Regions from separate parts of the Homo sapiens genome. Here regions 1 and 2 are each linked to region 3. The links are chromatin contacts, found by Hi-C or POLR2A ChIA-PET in ENCODE. All regions are on one chromosome and are shown on one strand. Each heading gives the region's core, a stretch centred on a gene start or an enhancer-like site at or near the end of the contact. The rest is flanking DNA. Distances are from core to core; before and after follow the strand shown. Region 1 holds the start of MTM1 (myotubularin 1). Region 2 holds the start of HMGB3 (high mobility group box 3). Region 3 holds the start of EOLA1 (endothelium and lymphocyte associated ASCH domain 1).

Region 1 (3,200 bases), core at 80-2,579, 1.0 Mb before region 3:
GGTGTGGAATCTCTGAAAAGTAGATTTGATTTTGTGAAGCAGCCAAAAGCCATTCAGAATCAAATCTGGTGAATACATGATCGTGCCCAATATATATGTTGGATGAAGGCAAACGTGTCTGCAAAGTAACAGGCCTGATTGTCTTATTTGGTTGGTAAACCGATTTTGAAGGAAATTCAAAATGGTTTGCAGTCTAGCAAAATTGCTGGCTCAGTCTCAAGACTCTAAGGTGCTTATTTCACAAGGAATAATACTGAGCTGTGGTAAAAAGAATCCAGACTAGACAGACACCAAGATACCCCCAAAGAGCTGGCTTGTGATATTAGCTTTGCCATTAAGTTGCCCTGAAGCCCGGGACATATTAGTTACCCTCTCTGGGCCTCAGTTCCCCCATCCAGGAAACAAATGAACAATGTAAACTTCAGGATGCCAGTCAATTCTAAAATGCTATAATTTTATTCTTGTGAAGATCTGGTGTATCTGTTTCAAAACCAGTCGCAACCCACTTCGCCTCAAACGATGCGTGCGTCTATAAAGCTCTAATATAATTTTTGCAGCAGATTCACTTCTTACTTGCTTAGGCAAATACTAAAATTAGTTTTCACTTCCTGAGCGCAGCAAAAGACAGTTAAGGGAGGCAACCCGGCCACGGGCGCTTGCTCGTGCCTGTACATACTTCCGACTGCGTATCAGGGAACTAACCGTTCCCTCTAAGATCTTCCCTCAACTGTTGCAAAAGCAGATAAACCTCTCGTGTATGACACAGAAACACTGGCCGAGAGCGGCCATCGAGGCTTCGCGGCCAGTGCCGGGCTGCGGCCGCTCCGCAGGGCCCACCGGGGATGCGACGGACGCCCGCTCCGTGCGGAGGGCCAAGGCGAGGACCAGCCGCGGAGCGTCGCCGGGGAGGCAGGGCGGACGCCCGGCCCACTCACCGCCCCGGGACGGGGAAGCAAAGTCCAGGCAGTGGCTGAGACGTCCGCCCCCAGCTCCACGGCCAGCCAACCCCTACCCCCGTCCCGACCTTCGCCCGCCGCCGGCCGGCCACCTTGGGCGGGGAGAACGGGAGGAAGCCGGAGGTACCTGCCTGCTGCTCCCTGGCCTCAGCCCTGCCCCGCGGGGACAGCGACGGCGCTTGGACGAAACCCCCACCCAACCCTGACGGTGCGGCAAGGCCCCGCGCGACCCGCTGGCCCAAGGAGTCCCAACTTCCTCCTCCCGATCCCCTCACCACGGGTCCCCGCAGTGCCCGGCTCCGAGCCAGGCCAGCCGTGAGCGCGCACCCACCTCGGGCTCCGGGCGCCACCGCCGTTGCCAGGCTGCTCGGCTGCCGGGCCCTGCTCCGCCCCCTCTGGGGTCCGCCCCCCACGGCCTGCCCGCCCCCGGCCACCGCCCGCTGCCCGCCTCCCCGTGCCGGTTGGCGGGACTGCATCACGTGACGGGGCAGGGGGCAGGAAGAGTGCGCCGGGTCGACCTGGGGAGCAGCTCCGAAGGGCGGGGCTCTTCGCCCGAGAGGCTGCTGGGAAGCCCATTTTGAAGGGTCCGACGCATGGAGGCAGCTGGGAATTGTAGTTCGCAATATGGTGCTGGGGATGGGCGGGGCCAAGATGCCAGGGGCCATCCCTGTAAGGGAAGTTGGACTGGGCGCCGGGCGGAGGCGGCTGGGAAGCGTAGTCCCGGGACCCTTGTCTGGGTCTCCCCATTTTTCTTCAGTAAAGGGGAAATCCAGAGGGAAAACTTCTCTATACAAGACTTTAGCGGATGCCACTAAATTGAGCTATTATTGGGTACACAGGGTTGGCTGCGTAAAGTTGAGATAGTATAAGGGAAAAAGAAATTTCACTGACTCTGGGGCAGGATCTGCAATTCACAAACTCAACTAACAGCTGGGGTGTCCCTCAGCTGTGCCAGCACCTTTCCAAGAACGCAATTGAGACTTAGTGAACGGAAACATTTCAGTCCAAAATTCCTTCTACTTGTTGAGGTTTGGGTCAGACAACTATTGATACAGTAAAAAGAAAGGGACAGGAAAAAGAGAAGAAAGGCAAACTTCAAGAAGAGAATTCATTGTGTAATCAAATAAAACAAACAATCTGGGCCGGGCGCGGTGGCTCACGCCTGTAATCCTAGCACTTTGGGAGGCCAACGCAGGCGGATCACCTGAGGTCAGGAGTTCGAGACCAGCCTGGACGACATGGTGAAACCTCGTCTCTACTAAAAATACAAAAATTATCCAGGCGTGGTGGCAGGTGTCTGTAATACCAGCTGCTCGGGAAGCTGAGGCAAGAGAATCGCTTGAACCCGGGAGGGAGAGGTTGCAGTGAGCTGAGATGGCACCACTGCACTCCAGCCTGTGTGACAAAGCGAGACTGCGTGTCAAAAAAATTAAAAAAAGAAAAGACAACCTGGCACATAGAAAAATGAGCATAATATTCTTTGTACTGCATAATACTTATACGCGAGCAGTTCGAGTAAATAGGATGACTTTATCATGACCTGTTTTTTTTCTCTTGTATGTGTTAGTTCTCCAGCATCTAAAAACAGCATTTTACCTGATACCAGTGTATATGTGTACGTGTGTTTCTACATAGTCACACACATATACACATATATTCATATATCATTTATATATGCATATATATATGCTTTATTGAAGAGTCTAGACTTCTTAGAAGAGTAACAAAGCCATCCAGAATCCAACCCAACCCACTCTTTAGCCACTTCTCCCAGTGTGCCTCTTTTTGCTCTTCACCCCAAGCTCTGGCCTAGTTCCAGGGAACTTGATGCACTGGGTTTTTTCTTTCCTCCAGCCCTTTCCACTTGGTCCTCTCTCCTGGATTTGCCAAACTCCTGGAAAGACAGCAGAATAGCAGCTGCTCCTGGGCCCCCGCACAATTAGAAGTCTCCCCCACCCAGCCCTTCTTGTTGTACTGATGTCATCATTTGCTTACACGTCTGCTCTGCCAACTCCCCTCCCCAGACTATGAACTCCTTTGAATCTCATTCACTTTTGTGCTGAATTTCAAAGCACGCTCAGTAAATTTGCATGCTAGAGAGGCTCCCTGGTGGGCTGCTGAATAACTCTGGATTCCTGGTATCTGTGAATCTTAGGGCAGAGGGATAGAGGAAAATGGGGATGGGTGGAGGGAGGGCAGCAGCTGCCTGGGATACCTTGCATATAATAGGCCTGGTTAAGTGTC
Region 2 (3,137 bases), core at 405-2,904, 1.4 Mb before region 3:
TCACTTCGTCACTATCTAAAGGGGGAGGGTGTATAAAAAGGGCTAGTCGTGCTCATCTGTAACCCAGAATGCAGGTCCAGCCGAGAACACTTTCTCCAAAGTTTCCAAATAAAAATGCAGCTGCGGCATGTCATCGTCCCTGTCCCACCCCCCAGCTTCCCGCCATCTTTTCCTTTTCCCACACCCAAGGTCATCATGTAAAACTAAAGAGCTCCCCTTGGCAGCAGCCGCCCAGGAGGCTGCCCAACAGAGACCCGCAGCGGCGGCCCGGGCGGGGCGGGACCGGGAGCGGGGGAGTCCCGGCCGGCAGCAGGCAGCCCGCCTCGGCCCCCGTGCCGGGTCACCGGGACACCCGTAATTCACCTTCCATTTTGTCAAAAGCCTCCTGATGAAAGAAAGTGCCCCTGAAATCCGCCGCTGTCATCCCCGGGGGACGCGCGGGGCCGGGGGCGGCGGCGGTGGCGGTGCGCGGGGGGTGTGCGGCCGGGCCGGCGGCAGCCGCGGCACTGGTGGCGGCGTCCGCCGCGCCTCGGAGTCCCACTCGCTAAAATGGCTGATCCGCGCGCGGCCGGCGCGGGCGGCGGCGACAGCGGCGAACAAAGCGGCCCGGGCCCCGCCGCCGCCGCCCGCCCGTCGGCCCCCACCCCGCCCCGCCCCGCCCCGCCCGGGCCGCCCGGGGGCTCGGGGGCCCGGGCCGGACCTCCCCGCCCCCCGGCGCGGGGCGCACTCCTCGGGATAACAAAGGCGCCCGTGCAGCCATGACGCTCGGCCGCTCCAGGGCCCGCAGCGGCGCCCCCGGCCCTCCGAGCCGCCCGCCCCGGGCCGCGGGCGCCGGGGCCGAGGCCGGAGCCCGCCGGGCGCCCCGCCGACCGCTCCGCCCGCCTCCCCTGCCCTCGCCGGAGGCCAGCGCCGCGCCAGCCATGTTAGCGGCGGCGGCGGCGCCGGGCGGGCGGGAGGCGAGAGGGGGGCGGCCGGCCCGCGCCCCCCCGGGCCACCGGGCGCTCCGCGACGGCCATGTTAACGCAGAGCCAGCGGCGTAGCCTGCGGGCCCGCGCGGCGCCGGGCCAAGCCCGGGAGCGAAGTTTGCCCGTGCGGCGGCCCCCGGCGGGCACCAGCCGCGCAGCCCCCGGCGGGCACCGGCCGCCCGTTCCCCAGCGGAGTCCGTCGCGGGCCGGGGAACTCCCGGCCCCCTTCCCGCTGCCGCCGCCCAGCGCCCACAGCCCGCAGCCGCCCCTCTGCTCGCCCAGCCGCCGCAGCCGCAGCTGCCCAAACATCTGGCCTCGGGGGCCCTGGGTTCCCGGCTGCGGCCCCTGGGGCCGCCACGGGCGGGCGTCCGCCGAGGGGGCCGACCCCCGAAAGCGGGGAGCTCGGGGAACGCGTTGGAAAAGTTGAAACACCTGAATTGCTTCTTCCTTCCCGGCCGCCTAGCAGGAGGGAAGGCGGAGGGGGCGGGAAGGGAATGGGGAGTAGAGGCAGGGGGAGGCGGCGGCAGGGCGCGCTCACGGCGGCGCGGGCCGGAAAGTTGTGCGGGCGCTGCGGCGGCGGCGGCGGCGGCGGCGGCGGCGGCGGCGGCGGCGGCGGCGGCGGCGGGAGCGGGCGGTGCGAGACGTACCTGTATTGTTCGCTAGTCTGGGCAGCGCAGGGCACGACGCGCGGCTCAGCGCTCCCCAGCCTCGCGCTAGCTGCCTCCACGAGAGCCGCCTGATTGGCCAGCGGGCTCTGCCGTTTAAAACAGCCTCCTCGCCTGGCCATTGGCTGCGGGCCTCATGCATATTAAGCAGGCGTGGACGCCCATTGGGCGCGGCTGCTGGGATCATTCATTCAAACAGAACGACCCGCCGGCGCCGGCTACGGAGGCCAAACAGGGAAAGACCTAGTCTCGCCTGCCCGCCCCGCCCACCTCGCCAGCCCCCTCGGGGAACAGAACTGGGATCGCCAAGGGCTTTGAAGAGGTGGCCCTGCGATTCCCGGAGGCCTCGGCCTCTGGCGTGGGAAGATGAAGTCCAGCCCCGCTGCGCTGCCCTCTGCTCCCACCGCACCGCGGCCTTGGCGCCCCTGGCCTGCAGTCAGCTCCCCTGCCCGGGGAAACACCCCTGGGCCCACCACGAAGGGCCGATGGTAGACCACCTCTACCCGGTTCGGCCGCGGCGCCGCGACAGAAACGCGGCGGCAGCTCGCTCCTCGATGCCTGGCGGAGGGCAGCTGCTTGCTCGCCAAGACCTCGGGATTTAGTCCTCGGATCTCGCTGCCTATCCGAAAGCCACCTGATTCCGCTTCTGCGGATCGTGCTCAACTAGGCTCTTTCCACTAAATGCCAGAAGGTCTTTATTTGCGCCCGAAATTGCGGAACCGACGGGCTAAAAGAGGAAAACAAAATTTGGCAAGAGCAGAGAATTTGTGAGAAATTGTAGTTTTGTGGGCAAAGAATAACACTTTTCTTCTTACCCTCTTCACTGTCTCGGTTCAAGGCCCTCATTCCCTCTGCTCTCCTGACACACCCTAGAGCAAAGAATTAAAGCTTCGGGAATGAATGAGTGAATGAATGAATGAATGGGATTTGACTTGATCTCCACTTTGCCATTGGCTGGTGGTATGGCCTTGAGCTAGTCACTTCTTTGGGGATTCAGGCAATGTTTTTCAAAGTATAGGAGCCGCAGTGTCACTTCTGTAAGGGATGTTCTGAAATTCGTGGGGCCGGTGCCTGGATGACTGGCAGGTGTTGCTGGAATTCAATAAGAGGAAGGAACGGCCGGGGATACTAAATATCCTACATTGCATAGGACAGTCCCACGCAAGGAAGAAATACTCCACTTCAAATGCAAGTATCAGCCCTATTTGGAAAGAAAGTATCTGAGGGCCCTTGCCTGGAAAGAATGAAAGGGTGAGAAAAAGAGCAGTTTAAAGATTGACAGTTGGAGAAAATAATGCAAAGGAAGAGATGTCATGAGTTTGGTTTTTCTTTTCTTTGAAAGGCCAAGAGATCCAGCTATTTATGAGTCCTATATTCAGAAATAAGCCCCACCAGAACATGAATTTTCCAAATGCTGCTTCCAGAAACCGTGGCTGAGTTTGAGGTGTGCAAAGGATCTGGCTTCACAGGGCACCTGCTTCTTCACCCCTACGCCCCCTCTTACCAA
Region 3 (2,793 bases), core at 114-2,613:
TGGCCCCTGAGCATGATTATTCTTCTGATGAGTGACCAAAGATAACCAGGTTCCTTGGTTCTGGATTACTTCTGATGGAGGCTGAATGTCCCCCACAGGGCCTGGCCACTTCCATCGGGATAAATGGCTACAGTGAATGTTTGCCTCTTTTCTGCCGCCCAGTTTCTTAGCCAACCCTTTTCTCGTCATCACCACAAAATCACAACAGACGCCAACTGTGTGTATGTGGAATCCCTAGTAGGAACTGATGTAACTGAAAAGGCAAGAAGGGGGTTGAGTCCCCTCCTACCTGGTGCTGCAGAGAGTACCTGCTTTACGGCCAGAGGAGGAAACACTCTTCCACTTAGCTTCTTTACCTGCACAACAAGGAAGATAAAGAGGAAAGGTCATTAAGTGCAAGACAGCAAAGCTGGTTAATGGCCCTAAGAAGGTCATGTACTTAGCAGGCATTGGAAACCAAGAAGAGCTGGGAGGCCTGGTCTTATCAGTAACACACATGTGCACATCACAGTTTGGTTCTGCTAATCACAGCAGTGGGACCCTCCGCACCTGTCTGGGTCAAGGACCACAGGGTGCACCAGCCCGCAGGGCAGAAAATCATTTCACCATGTTGAGCAGCATTCTTGCAGCCAAGCATGCTCCATTCGAAGGGAGAAAAATGACACTTCCCCTCCCATTGTCACGGGGCGAGTGTTTGGGACTCTAAATCCCATTGTCCTCAGCTTAATTCTGGGTAGGTCACGCTGAGCACGGCGCCACAGGCCACAGAGCTGTGCACCGCCCGGCCTCAGGTCCAGGCGAGCTCACAGCAGAAGGGCCAACGGGAGGCAGGGAAGACCGGACTGAGGTGGGGCCGCTGTGTGTGGAGCAGTACACGGGCTTTCTACTCGCAGACGCACGTCGCGGGTACACGCGCTTAGAAGGAGCGGAGCCGAGACCCTGCCGACAGCAGGGGACAGGAAAAGGCGCCTCGGTCGCGCCCCGCACGAGTTCCCAGCCCCACATCCAGGGAAACCCCAGCCCTCAGGTACCGTCCGCAAGAAGGCTGAGCACACAGGCTCCCGCAGCATGGGCCCTGGCACCTGTCAGCCCCGGCAGGTCTCACGGCCTCCGGAACCATGGACCCTGCGAGTCGTGGGTGTCTAGGGCCGACTCCGGCTTTTCGCCACAGGAATGAACAGTCCTCTGCTTCCCCGAGACCCAGCGAGGCCACCGGAGCCAGGACGATGGGCTCCCAAGCAAGGAGACGTGGGCCGCTGTGAGAAGAGGGAGCGCCTGGCTAGTGTCCAGGCTGCAAGGTCGTTGCCGCTAACTCCGGGAAACCAGTGGCCAGTGACAGGTGTTAGCGGTCTATAACTCTTCCGCTTTCATACAGCTCCCGTCATCCCTTTCACGAAGAACGTACGTGGGCGCGCAATCACGCATGTATGCACACCACGCACGTACGCGGGAGGCACGTACTCAGCCATGCATATAGACAGCAAACATTATGAATCTCGCATTCTCGAAGACACGCACTGACGACATCACGCACGTACGCACGCCCTGGCTGCTAGGAGACGCTATTCTCTTTACCTGGCCCTGATGCGCGCCAGCCAACCAGGCCAAGGCCAGGGGACCTCGAGACCGGCAGCCTCGACGAAGAACCGGAAGGAGGAAAAGGAACGGGAGGGAGGAAGAGTAAGTGGAAGGGTGGGACGAGGACACCAGGCAGGAGTTTTGGGCCCAGAGCTGCTATACCAGCAGGGAGGAGCTGGGAGAAACCGCTGGGGAGGGGGTGGAGGCGGGGCTGAGAGGAGGAGGGCGGAGCTGGGGGAGGGGCCGAGCGGGACTGACAGAAACAATTGGGGGCTGGGTTGAGGGCGGGGCTGAGATAAGAGGCGGGGTGTGGGGCAGGGCCGGGCGGGGCTGAGAGAAACCATTGTGGGCAGGGCCGTGGGAGAGCTGAGCGAGGAGAAGCTGCAGGAAGAGCTCGCGGACTCTTGAGAATCAGCAGGGGGAGGCAGGTGTCCGCTGAGAGAAGGAGGGAGGGGGAGAAAGAAATCACTGGGAGGGGCTGGGGGCGGGGTTTTTAAAGCAGCTGCGTGAGAAGTAGGGCGGGGCTGGGAGAGGCGGGGCTCTGGGGGGGCTGAGAATGCTGGGGAAGGTTTGGGGGCGGGGCTTTGGAGGCAGCCACAGGAGAAGCAGGTCGGGGCTGCGGGCGGGGCTCGGGGTGGGGCGGGGCTGAGAGAAACTGCTGGGGAGGGGGCCGAGGGCGGGGCTTTGGGAGCAGCCGCGGGAGAAGCGGGGCGGGGCAGGGAGGGGAGGGGCGGGGCAGGGAGGGGCGGGGCTGAGAGAAACTGCTGGCTGAGGTCGGGGCTTTGGAAGCAGCCCCGCGAAGAGCAGGGCGGGGCAATGGGAGAACTGAGCGAGGAGCAGCTGCGGGAGGACCCCTCGGACTCCTGAGAACCAGCTTAGGGGAGCGGGGGCTTGGGGAGGTGTAGGGTGGAATCACGAGAAAGCTCTGTGGGAGGGCCTGGTGCACAGCTCAGCTGCAGCGTGGAGCTGAGGGAAAGCCGGGCGTTCCTGGAGGAGGAGCAGGGCGGGGCTGTGGCAAAGAGGTGTGGGAGCAGATGGGGCGGGGCTGCGGGAAATTGCTGGAGAAGGGGGAGCCAAGCTGGAGTAAGGCTGGCGGGTGAGAATGGTGGGGGAGGAGCTAGTGCAGAGCTGGAGGAAAGAGCTGAAAGGTGCTGGGGTGGGCAGAGGGGTAGGAGAAGCGGGACGGGGCTAGAGGAGGCGGAGCTGGGACTGGAG

What was found. A loop is a pair of places that touch in the nucleus more often than their neighbours do. ChIA-PET counts read pairs that join two places held with the same protein, here RNA polymerase II (POLR2A). Pooled maps may share reads with other maps.
Region 1: a loop to region 3 is called in a map of PC-9, with 12 times the contacts of the local background. The contact joins the promoter of MTM1 here to the promoter of EOLA1 in region 3. A Hi-C loop is called at or near these places in 5 of 168 maps with a recorded cell type or tissue (CD4-positive, alpha-beta T cell, GM12878, PC-9 and 1 more), 4 of 37 single-sample maps with no recorded cell type and 13 of 50 pooled maps. POLR2A ChIA-PET finds 5 or more read pairs at or near these places in 1 of 52 experiments (activated B cell).
Region 2: a loop to region 3 is called in a pooled map, with 14 times the contacts of the local background. The contact joins the promoter of HMGB3 here to the promoter of EOLA1 in region 3. A Hi-C loop is called at or near these places in 1 of 37 single-sample maps with no recorded cell type and 4 of 50 pooled maps. POLR2A ChIA-PET finds 5 or more read pairs at or near these places in 1 of 52 experiments (PC-9).

The regions. Positions count from the first base shown.
Region 1 is chrX:150,566,750-150,569,949 of GRCh38, reverse strand. MTM1 (myotubularin 1) reads right to left here and starts at 1,329. Exons shown (of 15, transcript NM_000252.3): 1 at 1,288-1,329. RefSeq lists a silencer at 848-1,527 and an enhancer at 2,812-3,200.
Region 2 is chrX:150,981,852-150,984,988 of GRCh38, reverse strand. HMGB3 (high mobility group box 3) reads right to left here and starts at 1,654. Exons shown (of 5, transcript NM_005342.4): 1 at 1,613-1,654. RefSeq lists a silencer at 1,624-1,823 and an enhancer at 1,945-2,640.
Region 3 is chrX:149,539,582-149,542,374 of GRCh38, reverse strand. It overlaps EOLA1 (endothelium and lymphocyte associated ASCH domain 1), which reads right to left and starts at 1,363. Exons shown (of 5, transcript NM_001171907.3): 1 at 1,032-1,363; 2 at 290-356. EOLA1-DT (EOLA1 divergent transcript) reads left to right here and starts at 2,623. Exons shown (of 10, transcript NR_027455.5): 1 at 2,623-2,674. RefSeq lists an enhancer at 813-1,022 and silencers at 1,770-1,960, 1,993-2,062, 2,073-2,382.